Linked DNA regions of Mus musculus: region 1 is linked to region 2. Evidence: chromatin loops called from intact Hi-C (ENCODE). Cell type or tissue: heart. All regions are shown on one strand. Links, peaks and the distances in the headings refer to the core of each region. The heading gives the core; the rest is flanking DNA.

Region 1 (8,369 bases), core at 342-8,341, 400 kb after region 2:
TTGGTTAGTCTTAACTGACAATGTGCCAACCTAGAATCATCTGGAAAGAGAGTCTTAGGACATATCTGTGAGGATAATCTTGATTGTTAATTAATGTAGGAAGACCCAGCCCACTGTAGGTGGCACCATTCCCTAGACAGGGGATCCTGAATAGTATGAAAGGAGAAAACTAGATAAGAGCCAACCAGCAATTGAACATGTACATATTCATTTCTCTCTGCTCTTGATTGTGGATGTGATATAACTAGTAGTCTCCAGCTCCTGCTGCTGTGACTTTCCAAAGTAATGGATTGGAACCTAGAATTATGAGCTAAAATAAACTTTCTCCTCTAAAGCTGTTTTTGTTAGGGTATTTTTCATAGCAACAGAAATGACAATAGAACAACATATATTCATAAATAAGCACATGAAAAGACCGTCAAACCATTAGTTGGGTTGTTTTTGCTTATTTATTTGTTTGTTTTTGAGATAAGGTCTCTCTGTGAAGCTCTGGATGTCCTGGAACTTGCTACATACAACAGGCTGTCCTTAAACTCACAGTTAAATACTTGCCTATACCTCCAGAGTTCTGCAATTAAAGTTGTGTGCTCCCATGCCTTGTAAAATCAGTTATTATGAAATGTAAATGAAAACTATAATGAAGGCTGGAGCTTTAGTTCTAGTTTACAATATAGACCTATGTATAGAAGAAATTAGACTCTGGTTTTGATCCACAGAGTACACATAGCCACACAAAAAGACACTCGTAAACCAAGTATGGTGGCAGACACCTGTGATCCAGCACTAGAAAGGTTAAGGCAGAAAGATCTCAAGTCCAATGCCAGTAAGATTACTGGCTACTGTAAGGATTTGAATGAGAGTGGCCCCATGAACTCACATGTTTAAATGCCTGCTTCCCCAATTAGTGGAACTGTTCGGGAAGGAAGAAGGGGTGTGGCCTTGGAGTAGGTGTGTCATTGGGAGTAGGCTTTGAGGTTTCAAAAGCCCACAGCAGGTTCATTGTCTCTTTCTGCCTGCTGCCTGTGGATAGGGATTTAAAGCTTTCAGTACCATTACTGTCTGTTTCCCCACCATAAACATGGACTAATGCTTAAAACTGTAAGCAAACTCTAATGAAATGCTTTCTTTTATAAGAGTTGCCTGAGTCATGGTGTCTCTTCACAGCAATAGGACAGTTAACTATGTAGTGAGTTCAAAACCAACTTGAATCATACAATGAGATCTTATTTCAAACAAACAAATGAACAAACAAACAAACAAACAAAACAGGGCTGGTAATGTAGCTCACTTGGTAGAGTGCTTGCCTAGCATACATGAAGCCCAAGGTTTGCTCTCCAGCACATAAAACAAGATGATGGTGGGCTATAATCTCAGCACTTGGGAAGTAGAGGCAAGAGGGTTGGTAGTTCAAGGTTGTCTTCAGCTACATATCCAGTTAGAGGCTAGCCTGGATAACAAAAATGCCAAAACCATAATTAACTTATCCCTTCACACTCTGGCAGCTAAAATCAATACTACGGATAACTAACAAGTGTTGGAGAAGATGTAGAGAAACTGGAGCATAAAGCTTGCTCGTGTTCTGGCGTGATTTTTCTCGCACCAATCCCAGAGAAGCCCCCAGCGCTGTTTTTCAGTTCTTCGCTAAATACTTGTCAGTTTTCTAATAAAGGGTTTAATAAAAACCCCTTGTGTTCCAGAGGCCTTTGGTCAAAAAGACCCTAAAACAAGCATCCATTGTTTTCCTTCTGCCACAGCAAAGACTGGCACTGGTCCCTAAGCCATTCTCCTTTGATGGTTTAGGCTAGAGCTGATCTATGTGCAGAAGGTATGACTTCTCCCAGATGTGCTGGGGCTGGGGGAGATGGGGCCTTCAGCTAGTCATCCACAGCCAAGTTCTCCTCAGACCTCTTATGCTGAGCATCTGTCCCTTGTCTAACTCTTAGCCCACTTGTGATTTGCACAGGCCATACCACAGCACCCATATGAGATAATGAAGGAGGGAAACCATTGCTGACACTAGAGAACTGCTGCATCCACCAAGCCTTTGCCCATGAGTGCTATGTGTGCTGCCTACTCAAGGCTGTTTATACCGAGTCAAAGTTACTAGCAGCCAAGACCTCCAGTCTACTGAATCTATGGCATAGGAAGTACCAAGGTTGTGATGTCAAGCCTCACCCTCCCAGGGGCCGCCTCTGTGCTAATGATAGACTGTGTGGGAAGACACAGGACAAGGAGGTAGAGAGAATGGAAAAGGTACCACGGAGCTTCATGAACTCAGTGGCTGGGGTGTAGCTCAGATAAAGCATTCTCTCTTCCTGCTTGCTCCATCCCAGCACCACAAGCAAGTATGTATTGAGGGGATGTCTATGTGTGTGGCGAAGGGGGGGATGTCAATGTTTGTGTATGTATTAATGCACCTGAGCGTCTTCAAATGACACATGCTGTCAGGAGGGGCATGAGCTATGGGTAAAGCAGCCTGAAGCCCAGTCCCCTCCTTACCATTAACAAATTGAGAGACCTCAGCAAGTCACTGATACGCTCCACACTTCTGTGGAGGTACTAGATGAGCCAAAAGAGGCCCTCTGGCCGGGCATGGTGGTGCACGCCTTTAATCCCAGCCCTCGGGAGGCAGAGGCAGGCAGATTTCTGAGTTCGAGGCCAGCCTGGTCTACAGAGTGAGTTTCAGGACAGCCAGAGCTACAGAGAAACCCTGTCTCGAAAAACCAAAAAACAAAACAAAAACAAAAAACAACAACAACAACAAAAGAGGCCCTCTGCTTCTCTGGGAAATCAGGTAGTTATCTGGCTTAACCTGTACCCTCTACTGTGGAGAGTTATGACTCAGTGGTCTTGCTGGTGGGGTGGGCAGTTTCTAACCAAATGCTGTGTATCATCAGACACGGTGGGAGTCAGCAGAAGGCTGGAATCTCCCTTGGTATTGGATACTTCTATAGGCTCATATTGGCCAATGCCAGAGGCTCAATGCCTAACTCGGCATTCAACTTCTTCAGTGCGCAGCCACTATAGACATAAGATACCAGTCCTTTGTATTAAGGAGGGAAATGCTGAAGTCACTGTGAGACAATGTATTTTCTGAAGAAACACGTGCAGCCAAGAGGAGACCATGATGTAAATCTTTCCTTCTTCCAAACACACAGAATAGAAATCTATATAGAGGCAAATCCTGGGTGTCTAAGGACCTGAAAAAAAAAAATCCAATTTGGTAGGTTCCACCTTACTGCCTTGCAAGTCCCTGGAAAGGCTTACTGAAACGTACACCAGAGATGGATGTCATGTCACAGCCCCTGCAGTGTCCTTGCACCACATGCCTTTCAGAGTCTGAGCTGGGCTCTTCCCCGGCCCCCTGGGGCAGGACTTGTATGTTGTTATCTGCATGTGTGTATTTACACTTATTTTTAAAAGCAGAGGATCTATAAGCCTGACGCTTCTTCTGTAGGAGGGGAGGATAGACCAGGAGACAGAAAGGGGGGTTGTCGGCTTCCTCCTTTCTTCCCTAGGGCAGGATTTTTAGACATGGAGAGAAAGAGGGGCTGAGAGCCACCTAATGAAAGCTACTCCCTTCAATCTCCTGGGAAACTGGGGCCCAGAGGTGAAGGAAAACTGCCCCAAACCACAAAATGAAGACTCGAAATTGGCTCCTGTTCCCATCTAAACAAGACAACACTATGACACGGAAGCACGTTGAACGCTGAGCCATAATCGGCTACTGGGGTTCTAGTGCTCTGCCCTCCAAAGGAACTGTAAGCTGCCTGGCTGGGCAGCTACAAAAGGGGAATGTTGTTTGCAGAGGATCTTCAGAGACCTTGCCCCACGGATGGGTAGGCATCGCCATGCACATGTGAACAGCAGCAAGCCCTCCAGGTTCAGTTTCACCACGAGGGCTGAATCCTGTAAACAAGATTACCACCCCGGCAGACCTTCCCGGAAGAAGAAAGGCTGACCCCTCAGCTAATCTGGCAGCAGGCTTTCTTCAGGCTTCCCGAGAGCAGCAGCAGCAGCCGCCGGGACAACAAAGCCGGCGATTCCAAGCCTGAATCCACAGTGCCCCCTCGTGGAAGACAGCCGCAGGGACCACTTTTATTCCACCAAGGAAGGTTCAGTATTATGGCTATCAAAAGCATCCATTGCTGGCCCCCACAGTTGTCTCCTCCCCCAATACCCTTAACTTTACTCCGCGCCAAATGTACCTGCCAGGCTTGCTAAAACCCAGGTAACTGGGCTCCACTCTCACTTTCCAGTAGTTGACTGAGTACGGTCCGGAAATTTGCAGATCTAATAAGTTAGCAATTGGTGCTGTGGCTAGAGTGAATACCCATGACCTTCCTTAGCTACTCTGGCTCATTAGGCTGACTATTTAGCTCCCTGTAAACCTCAACATCTTCATCTGCAAAATGGGCTTATTTGTGCCTCCCTCCTAGACTCAGATCCCAGTATAATCTCAATAAATCTGTTCATGTGTTTATCACATGTATATATTTACACGTGCATGCACATATGGAGGCCAGAAGTAGACCTCAGATCTCCTCTCATCATTTAGGCTTAGGCTGGAAAGCGTCCCAGAAATCTGCCTGTGGCTTTCCTGGCACTAGGGTTACGGGTATCCGCTTCAGCCCAGCTCTTCTGTAGGCGATAGGGATTTAAACTCAAGTCCTCACAAGTGCAAGAACTTTATCCACTAAGCATCTCCCTAGTTTTGTGCCCGGAATGTTTATTAGCAGTAGTTGTAGTATTATCATTCATCCACAAGCTTCTCTTGGACAAGACCTGTCACATCGAGAGACATCGGCAGAAAAGACCTTTGTGAACTTTGAGTCCAAGCCTCAAAGCTGTTAAATTTTCAGATGAATGAATGCTCCCACTCCGAGCTACAAAGTGAACACAGGTGAACAGCTGAGTATTTTTAACAAAGCCTCACTACTCAACCCTGCTCTTGTACCTGCTATAGAGGGAGGGGTGGGAGCCCTCTGTTCCCCAACAGCTCCTGCTGCTGGACGCTGAGGAGCAGGAACCGGGCCGGGCCGTTTCCCAGTACACTGCTCAAATACCCGCTCATCAGCCCTCTCCAGCTGTAATCTTCCCATCGTGCCTGATGAGCAGTCAAACGGCTCAAGTATTCTGTGTGGAAAAACTCAGCGTGTGACAAGGACACTCCACTTACTGTTCAATCTCTAATTCTCCACATTTCTTTTACTCAACCAAAATAATGAATGAGAAAAGTCCTCAGCCTGGCACACGGGGTCTTCCTGGGGTTGTTCCCTGCTGACCTTTGGGGGGGGGGGGGGGCGGCTTGCTCCATCAGGTCTTATCCTCCCACTCCCAGCCTGAAGACTATGGGAGACAGGGCCTCAGGTCTGGCATAGGAGGAAAGTCTGGAGAACGGAGGAACAGCTGTGTAGTGCTTTGGGACTCAAGAATTTGTGCTGTCCACATTGATAACCCAGAGTCAGCCAGCTATCTTTGCTGGTCTGAGGTCTGTTCAGAATGGGATTTCTCCTGTAAAAACAGCAGGAGTTAAGGGCAACTGTCTGAAGCCACCTAAACAAATTCAGGATTTCCATCTTTCCCCTGCCCCACCACAGAACGGCCACTCCCTCACGCACCTGCTTAATCATTTTTCATGGCCTTGAATGTGACTCTGCTCTTGAATTTGAGCCAGATCACATCACTTAACCCCATGACCTCCGGAAACCTTCCAGGATCCACGGCCTTACACCAAGTTTGGCTGTGGACTGCCACAATGTCCCAACCTGCTAGCTACTCCAGGAGCCAGACCACAAGATCCTCTATTGGCTTCTTTCCTCCCCAGGTGCCAGATCAGGGACTGGCAGGGCACAGTTAACTTGGTAAATGGGTAATGTGGTTGGCTAGGCTACCTATATTCAGTATCCCTATGGCAGATGGCACCTCACTGACCAATGTCATGCCCAAAAGAAAGCAGCTTGGTGACTGAACATACAGTACTACCTTGGAGTCACAAAACTGCGTCCTAATCCCACCCTCACATGGTACCTCCCCAACCTAAACTACTGGTTGTCAGACCTCACCAGCATCCTTCCAGGTAAATTGTAGACCACTGTGCCCATAATGTACCACTTATAACCCACCTGCCTCAGCTCCAGGAGTTTGGTATAAGTCTTCTTGGACCAAATTAAAATTCTACTTTGGCAAGGAAGGAAAGCAATGAAAGACAACTGAAAGCTACACACACAGGATACTGGGGCAATCTAAAAGCAGCCCCCAACACCACAACGGAGACACTACACTTGCAGAACCATCTCCAGCCTTTCTTCCCACCCTTGATGGTTTCTACATGGAAGGAAGCTCACACACCACACATCAAGTAGGCACAAGGTCTGGAGTTTTGAGCCTTGTGCTCTCGTTCTCATTAATTTCCAGCTAGTGCTAGGCTGGAGGGGCGGTGCATGGGCCTTTTCTGTAGTAAGATCACTTAGTAAGTCACCCTCATGTCAATTGTAATGAGACACGATCAACTTAGATCAACTTTGCATTCTTATAAAGGCTTGCCCAAAGCAGAGCGCGTTATCATAGTTATCAGGGCTGTGCTACAGCTCCCAACACTCCCAAGCTCAGTAGCACAATTGCACACAAACTAGTTCCCCTCAGCCTCACAGTTCTGCCATCCTGAGCCTCAAAATAACTTGATTCAGAATGTCTGAACAGGTACCCTTCAAAGCCCTCGATCTGACATGAACCCAAACATCCAGAGGAATTCAAAGTAGCAGAGGGGACAGACTGATGAGAGTGCTAACTGGCTAGGCAGAGGCTGGTTGCCCACTCAGGCTGCCTACAACCATCACATAGGAAGGTGGACCACAGTGGCTTCAGCTATTTCAAAAATACCCTCTATCAAGGAACACTTACAGGTAGGTAGCCAGTGTGACTTGTTTCTCTGGAGAGCCTGGCCCATGCCTGGAGCTCAGGAAGCATGCCTGTACAACTGTCCCTGCCCACACCAGCCACAGAAAAGGCCCATGCACTTCCTTGCCCCAGCTAGTTATCATCTTTGACACCTGACTTTTAAGAAAACTGGTTTGTCTGGGCACAGGCCTTTAAATCTTACCACTCAGGAGGTAAATCTCTATGCTGCACTCCTTTCAACAGACCAGCTATGTAACTTCCTGCCAACAGCAGTCTCTCCTGTACCCACAGGTTGCTCCTCTGCTCCCATACTCTAACTAAGCAACCGACTCCTGCTCCAGGCTTCCTTGACTTTTTCCAGACAGGGTTCTGTGTAGCCCTAGGTATCCTGGAACCAGACTAGCCTGAGACCTGCTTTGACTCCTGTGCTAGCCTCTGCTGTTTAGTTACCTCATCCTACTCCATATAACCCTAGCCTTCAGCCCGTGACCCATTCTACTCATTTGATTCCAGCAAGGGAACTGATTCCCTAAAACAGCTTTACACCCAAGTCTGCAGCTACAATAGTCACATCTTTGCTCCCCACGTTGATGCCCCATTTTACAATGCTGTCCAAATCTCACTTGTCCATTGCTTCAAGATGTCTCATTACAATTGACATAAGGGTGGGAGGGGCTCAGTGATTAAGAGCACCCCCACGGCACCTCACAACCATTTCTAACTCCAGTCCAGAGGATCCAACACTCAGACACACATGAAACCAAAACACCAATGCACATAAAATATCTACCTGCCTGAAACTAGAACTACAAATGATAGCCAGCCACAAGGCACTGAAAACTTGAAACCAGGCCATCTTCAAAAGCAAACAAACCACTTCTCTCTCCAGTCCCAAGATGTCCCTAGTTTTCCATTCAATGTTTATTGCATTTACAAGTCTGATTACCACATGGACCCATACAAATTGATAAAATACAGCCTTTATAGAGAAAAACTCACCTAAGATCCACATAGGCTAAGCTTCACTCTCAGCACAAAAGCAAATTTAGCCCAACCGAATATCTGACTTGATCAACTCAGTTCAGGCTCTTGACTCTGATCCCTCCCAATATCAGGCAAAGCAAAGTATCTGTTGCTGGACTGGTGACTATGGGCCACTGCCAGAACACTTGCTGCCAAGCCTGGAGTCCTAGCCCAAGACAGACTCAATTTCCACTGGGATAAGATCTGGTAAGCTGTCTCAGGCAGATTTAGCTTCAACTAAGGCCAAAAGCCAGATGTGGGGAACAAGGGAGACTCACCTCTAACCTCTGTACTGAGGAAGGCAGATCTCTGTTCAGGCCAGCCTAGTCTACATGAGTTCCAGACCAGCTAGAGCTAGAGATCATCAAGCAGAGGGAGGAGAGGAAGGCCTGGCTTCTAAGAACAAAGTTGAAGGGGCTAGGGAGATGGCTCAGCAGGTAAGAGCC
Region 2 (8,369 bases), core at 138-8,137:
CATCAGCACACATGCCTCACAGCTGCCTATGGAGGGAAGGATGTCCAGGTCCAGACCTCTGGTGCTCCCCTCTTCCAGTATTGGTTCTGGCTCCAGTTATTCAGGTATTTACATTCTGAAATTCTGCTAGATTGGACACATCCTATTGTGACCTGGGCTTAAAAGCAGTGAGGCTGACACACACCTCTCTGTCAGCAGTGAGGCACTCTAAGGAATTCCTTTCTTGGCCACAGTGTGTTAGTCCTCAGAAGGGCTAGATTCTCCAATGGAGTCTGCCACTGCAGCCAGGGGCGCCCCTCCCAGGCCTCTGCCTGTGTAGGAGAGTTGACTGCCAGCCACTAGCTGTGCCCTCTGGGTCCTCATACTCTGCTTATGCAAGTCACACCTGCCATCTCCCATGAGGCTGGTGTCCATTTGAGGTAGATAACCATAACCTGAAATCTAGGGTGGGGCCACCAGGATTAAGGTGGAGTAATGTTAAGAATAATGTTACTTGAGAAACATGGTCCAGATTTTCTTAGACCAGTGCCAGAGTCTCAAAGTTCCTTCTCCACCTTTCCCTCCCTTCTTCTCCCAACTTCAATCCTGTGTGTCGGCTGAAAGTCTCTGTGCTCTTAACTCTCGGCAAACTTGTTCCCTAGTGAAGCTACATTCAGTCTTGTCCTAGAACCTCTTTTTGGGATAGCCTGCAGCATTCAGTCTTGTCCTAGAACCTCTTTTTGGGATAGCCTGCAGCATTCAGTCTTGTCCTAGAACCTCTTTTTGGGATAGCCTGCAGCATTCAGTCTTGTCCTAGAACCTCTTTTGGGATAGCCTGCAGCATTCAGTCTTGTCCTAGATCCTCTTTTGGGATAGCCTGCAGCATTCAGCCTCAACTCATAATGGACAAAACTTGCGAGCAAAATTCACCCTCCTCTGCTCATCTGCAAGTTGATCTACCATCAGTTCACTCCTTCTCAACCACAGGCTGTCAGATGTTTGTCTTTGCTGTGGCTATTCGTGAACTACACTCCTATGTTTGCACATAACTGCCATGTGTCCAATGCTGGACATAAAGGTTCACGGTTTAAAGGTCCCACGGGTAGCCCTGAAGCCCTCACAACCACAGTAGAGGTGGTCAGTATATCAATTTTACCTCACCTGTGATGTCACTTCCTGGTAGCTGAGCCAGGTATGCTCCGTCTATTTAATATTTCCTAGTGCCTGCAGGACAGTGCAGAAAGCGTGACGCCTGTCAAATGAGGCTGATCATATCACACGGCATCAGTCATCCTAGAGCACACCCAAGTGAAAACTTATGCATTGTCAACCCAGTTTCAGTCACAAAGAGGCCCCTTCTCACATTGGAAGGGAAGCGAACCGACCCTCAGTCAGCTGAGCCCGGCTTTAGAGAGGGGAGACTGGGTAGCGGCTGCTGCCATTAAATTACACCCCACTTCCTTCGTCTCCTGTGGCTGGGTTAGTGTATTCAGACCTCCATCATCCTCTGTGGACACTGTAATCCAGGAGCATCTGGGGATAGAGTAACTTTCCCAAACCCACCAGACTTTAGTCCCATTCCCTTTACTGGGGATTGAACTAGGGTCAGAGGATCTAATAGACTCATGGTAGGCTCTGTGGTTTCTCCATGTGGAGTCTAGTATCTCACTAAAAGATCCCTTTGTATCTGGAGAGCCTGGGCAGGAGAAATGGCTCTGTCAGTAAAGTTCTTGTGTTACAAGCATGCAGACCTGAGTTCGGATCCCCAGTTCCCAGGTAAAAAGTCAGGGATGAGAGCAGGCGTCTGCAATCCTAGCACTGGAGATGAAGAGAGAAGACACTCCTTGGAGCTCATTGACTAACCAGCATAAAGGAATTAATGAGCTCCAGATGCGGTAAGAGGTGGTGTCTCAAAAGAGGAGGCAGTCCAATTGCAGAAGACACCAGACGTGGCCCTCATACTCCACTAATACACACATGTCCATGGGTACCCTTGTGTACACATGACCACACATGAATATGTTAATACACGTACACCACACACACAAGCCTTCAGTAGTTCCCGGGAGCCTTGGAGAGACAGCTTGAGCTGTTATGTCTCATACGTCATGGCTCTGGAAGGCTGACTCCAGCCAGCTCAGCGCTGCTGCTTCCCCCTTACCCACCCTAACACATGCATGGTGCACAGGCCCACACCCAATGTATATCCCTTTGCTCTGGCTTCTCTCCAATGCTGAAAAGCCATGGACTTGGCTCTCACCTTTATGACTTAGCTGGTTTCCTTCACCCATCTAAAGCACCTTGCCTGCCACCTTGCTATCTGTCAAAGCCAACTTTGTTTCCGAGGACAGGGTGGCCTTCCTTATGAGCCCTGGCTCAGCTACCATGAAATGATGTCATAGGAGAGGTAAAATTGATACTACTGACCACCCTCTGTTGTAGTTATGAGGGCTCCAAAGAAGACCTCTGTCACTCCACTCTGCATTTGAATTGCTGTGTCTGTCACACAGGAAGTGGTGCAGGGGAAAAGGATGGACCACAGTGCCCATGGTGCTTGTCTCTGGTTAGGGGATTTACTGGAATCAAGTCTACCTTTTTTCCACTTGGCTGCATTTTCTGTATATATTTTAAATAAGTCTCAACTTTTTAAATGATGAGGGAAAAAATAAGATTATTTCAAAGAGGACATGAGCCTGTCTTATAGCAGCACATTTGCCACTTGTCTTCCTGTCTTTGCCACCCCAGACCCAAGACTGGAACACGGGCGCAGGTATTCATCGAGATCATTTACCCATCTGCTAAGAGCTAATTCTAGTCCTTCAGCTTCCAGCTCTGCTACTTTATTATACATGGGAGGTGGAGAGAGAGAGAGAGGGAGAGAGAGAGGGAGGGAGAGGGAGAGAGAGAGGGGGAGAGAGAGAGAGAGAGAGAGAGAGAGAGAGAGAGATGTAGAGTGTATCCCTAGATCCTTTCCCCCTGTATCACCTGTTTCTCAGGTCCGGGTACCAGACCCCAGACCAGTTCCATGGATCTGCCCCTCCTGCCCCAGGATAAGTGTCTGTCATAGATCTGGAATGATCACATCCATGCCCCCACTCCAACTCTGACTCTGAAACCACCCACCAGGATAAGATTACTGAGCTGTGAGAAGGTTTGTGCATCCACATTGGAGAGCCTGGAGAAGGTCAGGTCATTACACCAGGGCAAGCACAAGAGAGGGCAGCTCAGATACAACCTTACCTCTACATCACCACATCACCTCCTCTTCCTCCCTCCCTCCTCCCTTTCTCCTCTTTTTCTTCTTCCTGTTCGTTCCCTTTCTTCTTCCTCTATTCTTCTCTGCCTCTCTCCCCATGTCCTCTCCCCCTTCCTTCTCTTCCCTTCCTCCTCTCTCTCCTCCTCCTCTCTCCTCCTCCTCCTCTTCCTCTTTTGTCTTCATTTTTAGATTACCCTCTGGAGTTCCTATCTGAAATCCAAGCTAATTTCACCATAACTACCAGATCATTATGCTTGAGAGGTACTGGACTTCCCAGAGAGTTGAGCCAGCTCTGTAGCCTTTACTGAAACATCAGTGGCTGGAAGCTATTTCCTGAGTCTCTAAACATCTTCCCCTGGCAAAGCCCTAGTAAAACATTATGAATCCCTGGCATCCCAGAGATCAGGATCTGCCCACATCCTTTACTGTTCAAAACTAGGGAATCTACCTCCTTCACTATCAAGACAGCCCAAGACAGACTCTATAACATGGGCACAGTGAGGATGGGGCAGAGGAGAATGGAGCAGGTAGACCAGGATTTCTTTGTCTCTGTGAGTTCTACCAGCTCATGACACCACCTAATGGCCCCAAGAATCAGAACACCGAGTATCCACAAGTGCAGCTCCATCAAGCTCTGGCATCCAAAGGGAAGAGACCTCAGTCCACTCCCAGCACGAGCAGTACTTTGTGTCCCATCTGGCAGCTCTAGCTTGTACAAAGCCAGTCGTGACATCAGCTGACTCCCAGGACTATAGAGTGAACAGGGAGTTGAAGAGTGTTTCCTCTAATAGCAGAGAGCTGGGCGGGGGGGGGGGGGTGGTGGAAGAAGAGACAGGGAGAGAGGGAGAGAGGGAGGGAGGGAGGGAGGGAGGGAGGGAGGGAGGGAGGGAGGGGAAGGATTTCAGGGGAAGAATATGGAGTGACCATACTTTATTTAGAACTGAGTTGTAATTCCTGTGTTGAAGTTTTGAAGTTCTAAACTCTGGGACCCCAGAATGGGGCTGTATTTAGAGACAAGGTCTTTAAAGAGATGACTGTTAAAAATGAAGCCATTGGGGTAGCTCTAAATTCAGTATGATGGGTGTTTTCATGAGGGAATACATAGACAGAGATACACACTCATAGACATACAGAGGGAGGGAGGGAGGGAGGGAGGGAGGGAAGGAGGGAGAGAGAGGGAGAGAGAGAGAGAGAGAGAGAGAGAGAGAGAGAGAGAGAGAGAGAGAGAAGCAACCACCCCTTCTGACACCCTATTGGGCTCCTCAAGGGTGGTGAGCCGATGGAACAAGTTTGCATTGTTTAACAGCTCCTAGCCACACAACCTGTTTGGTGGCACTGTTACAGCATCCAAGCTGATAAAACCCCGATGTTCCCTGTCACAGCCTCAGGGTACCTCATGCCTTTATCCTGATTTTAGTGATACATTTCTAAAGCACAGGCCTTCCTCTACAGATATGGAGTTGCTACAACACAGTAACATTATTTTACAAATGTATAAGGGCAGAGATGAAAAACATGCTCTACTAAAAGACTTGATCCAAAAATTAATTTGCTTCTTTTCATTTTAAGAGAAATAAAACCATTATGTTTTGGTGGGTGCCAAGAGTATCGGGCCACAGGCATGTGTCCACTGTGCCTAAGGGAGTCCCTAGAAGCACCTACTGCCGGACCTATGCCAATCCATACCCTTGGCATCACAGGACCTCGGGAGTTAAAAGTACAGTTGTCCTCAGGTGAAATTGCCGAGCCCGGTGTGGGTGGCCAGCATTGGCCTTTGACCACAGCTGAGCAAATAAAACCCAGGCTACCTCCGAGGTTGTACTCAGCTCTTGCCTGCCTCCTGCTTCCTTGCCAGGGGCCCAGAATTTGAAAAGCATGCTGTCTGTGGCTGCCCGACTGCATGGCAGACACACAGGGCAGGCCCCCTTTTCCTGGGTCACACCAGGCAAAGCCAACTGGGAGAATAAAGAGCTGACTTTGTGGGCTGTATCTCCCCTTGCCTGGCCTGACCCCCTCCATTGGCCCACGACTCTCCAGGGATTCTAGAACATTCCGAGGGAAAAGACCTCATCTGTGGTAAGATACAGGACAGCCAGTCAGTAGCTTAACTGGTTTTCCTGGATAGAGAGAATAAACAAGGGCTAGCATGGTCTGATTAAGACAGGGGCCTTGGCCTTCTTCATCCCTACACAAGCCTGGCTCAAGTACATTGCAAACACCAAAGAACCCCAAAGGATGCCATTTGGAAATCATGTGTTGAGTGGTCTCTGAGCTCCAGTTTGGGAGGGATGACCATGGTCTTGCATAAATGGCTGGTCATGCAGTAAAAACAAACAAACAAAAACAAAAACACAACCCAGTGGGGTCGGGGATCCTCAGGCGGGGCTAAGAAAGAACAAGGCAGATGGGAAGCTTCCCAGAGGGCTCCTCAGTGGAAAAAGCAGGTCCTGTTCCAGGAGCCATGGAAAGGCAGTGGTGGTCATCCCAGGAACAAAATACAGTTACCACGGACAGACTCATCAAAACGTCTCAGTCACAGCACAGCCATCATGGCCACAGCTGTCATACGCACAGTGCTTGCAGATGCAGCTCCACTGCGCACCACTACAGGCATATACACCAGCATAGTCATGGGCAGAACGTGTCGTGCATACTCCATGTTACACAAAACATGCCACACGCTGTGTCCGGCCTGTGAGGCATCTCTGCTGAATCCATTAGCAGGCCAGCAAGCAAGGCCCTCCCCTCCATGGGAGCTCTGAGGCAAGCTAATCCCCACATACCTAGGATGTTAAATCATTGCTTCTGCTGTGGGCTGCCCAGGTACATCTGGCTCCGTTTAGTCTCCCCCACTGAGCAGAAACACATGTGGGCTCTGTGCTGAGGTGGGAGTCTGTGTGCACAGGCTTCTGCAGGCCGGTGGGGGCTGGGGGCCGCTGAGACGGGATGTAAGGCAGCTTTTCAGAAGTGTGGTTTTTGGCACACGTGTGTTCTGTGAGATATAATTGGGTTCTATGGAAAAAAAAAAAGGTTTCCTCAGAGAAGGGAATTTGGCAAACTGCACCGATCCAGGGTGAGCCAAGAATCATGGGCTTCCTCAGAGACTCTGAATAAAAAGAATTGTTTCCTAAATGTACATTGTTGGATTACCCGGAAGGAGACTGGTGAGTAGTGGTCAACAGGAAACCCAGATTTCCAGGGCTTGAAAGTTCTGGAAAGGTATCAGCTCCCACAGTAGGAAGTCCAGAGATGGGTACTTCCAGGACTCAGTGTTCAAGCATGTCACTGAAGCCAGCTACCTTACATTTTTCCCCCTCTGTAGTCTGAATTGTTTCCTCGCCGGAGTCAAAATGGCAGCTGCAGTTCTGGGTGCCGTCACAGTCTCCGGAGCTGCCAGCACCAGAACTTCTGTAGCTTGAGGGAGACATTTCTCAGCGATCCAACCAGAGACCTCTCTCCATATTTTATTAGCCATACTGCTGCCTAAAGCAGTTTGTGGAAGGGGGCTCACGGGGCTAGAACTCAGGACTGAAGCGACACTAACTACTTGCTCAAGGGACTTCACGCTATCCATCTTCCATCTTACTAGAGACCTTTGAGGATGCCCCAACTTTGAGAGATTCTTCTCTGGCCGCTCTAATTGCTGTTTAGTTTTCTGTCAACTTGGCACAAGCTAGGTCAGTTGGGAAGAGGTAACCTTAGTGGAGAGAATGTCTGCATCAGATTGGCCTGTCGGCAACCCCATGGAGCATTTTCTTGATTAGTGGCTGATGTGGGAGGACCCAGCCCACTGTGGGCAGTGCAACCCCTGGGCAGACGGCCCTGGGTTGATAAGAAGACAGACTGAGCAAGAGTGGAAGATAAGAAATAACTCAAGTTATCCTCTGACCTCTACACACCAGCCATGCATGAACATGCACATGCGTGTGTGCATGCGTGCGTGCATGTACACACACACACCACCAACAGCAGTAGCAGCAACAGCAACAACAATAACAAACAAAAATAAAATACAAAAAAAGCATAAATAGATGTGCCACTTGCTTGTCTATAATTTAAAGGGAATGTAATTTAAATTCCTGTTTTCTTACAGTCTGTGTACATTGCTTTTTCAGTTGTCTCACAAGTTACTGAGGCACAAATGTTCCCTAAGTGATTTGGGTCTAGCTCTGAGAAGTGTTGGGGCACTGCAAAAGAAAATAATGTTGGTCATGGTGGTGTCTACCCAGCATTCTAATATTTTAGAGGGAGAAGCTGGGGAATTAGGAGTTTAAAGCTAGCCTTGGCTACATAGTGAGAACTTCTGAGGGTACAGCTCAGTATGAGTGCTTGGTCAGCATGTACGAGGCTCTCCTTTCAACCCCGAGCTCTGCAAATAACTATGATGATGATGAGGAGGAGGAGAAGGACATGACGATGACGGTGACGGTGATGGTGGTCCTGATGATGGTGGTGGTAGTCCTGATGATGGTGGTGGTAGTGGTGGTGAAAGAGAGAAACATAGTTCTGGCAATAAGGTTGGGAACGTCTACTGTAGAGAGGTCATGATTTATAAGAACTTGGATTGACAGAGAGATGAAGCTGGGACTGGTGGCTGACTCGCTTGAAGCCCATGAATGGTGTACATCGGAATAGGCTTTTATTAAGAAATGAGTAATGGGAAGGGAGGCCCTGGGTCCTGTGAAGGCTTGATGCCTCAATGTAGGGGAATGTTAGGGTGGTGAGGCGGGAGTGGGTGGGTGGGTGAGGGAGCACCCTCATAGAAACGGGGTGGATAGGGGCGGAGAGGAAACCAGGAAGGGGGATAACATTTTAAATGGAAATAAATAAAATAACCAATAAAAACTAAAAAAAAAAGTCCTAAAGGAAAAAGAAAAGAAAAGAAAAGAAAAGAAAAGAAAAGGAAAGGAAAGGAAAGGAAAGGAAAGGAAAGGAAAGAAAAGAAAAGAAAAGAAAAGAAAAGAAAAGAAAAGAAAAGAAAAGAAAGGAGCAAAAGGCATCGGGAGGACAACCATGTCACCTTCTCCGCCAGGACCTGGTGTTCATCAGGATAATCTTTCAGCAGTGTTTCTTACCCAAGTAAGAAATTCTGTTTCCCTCCCTCCCTCCCTCCCTCCCTCCCTCCCTCCCTCCC

Evidence for each region. Hi-C counts contacts between places; a loop is a spot of excess contacts. Peaks named below come from ENCODE experiments on the same cell type or tissue, not always from the same donor. Only the 100,000 strongest peaks of a DNase experiment are listed, where the experiment ranks them.
Region 1: a loop joins it to region 2, with 2.5 times the contacts of the local background. A loop is called at or near these places in 3 of 42 quality-filtered maps.

Annotation. Positions count from the first base shown.
Region 1 is chr14:24,496,392-24,504,760 of GRCm38, reverse strand. Rps24 (ribosomal protein S24) reads right to left here. Exons shown (of 6, transcript NM_011297.3): 6 at 7,801-8,369. Among named protein-coding and RNA genes, the nearest start is that of Rps24, 9.9 kb to the right of the region's middle. In heart, for the core only: a CTCF peak has its summit at 4,075 (motif pointing left); DNase peaks (open chromatin) are centred at 4,020 and 5,760; H3K4me3 peaks cover 434 bases; H3K27ac peaks cover 789 bases.
Region 2 is chr14:24,898,586-24,906,954 of GRCm38, reverse strand. No RefSeq gene overlaps it. Among named protein-coding and RNA genes, the nearest start is that of Gm41110, 12 kb to the right of the region's middle. In heart, for the core only: a CTCF peak has its summit at 3,821; DNase peaks (open chromatin) are centred at 3,914 and 6,194; H3K27ac peaks cover 3,871 bases.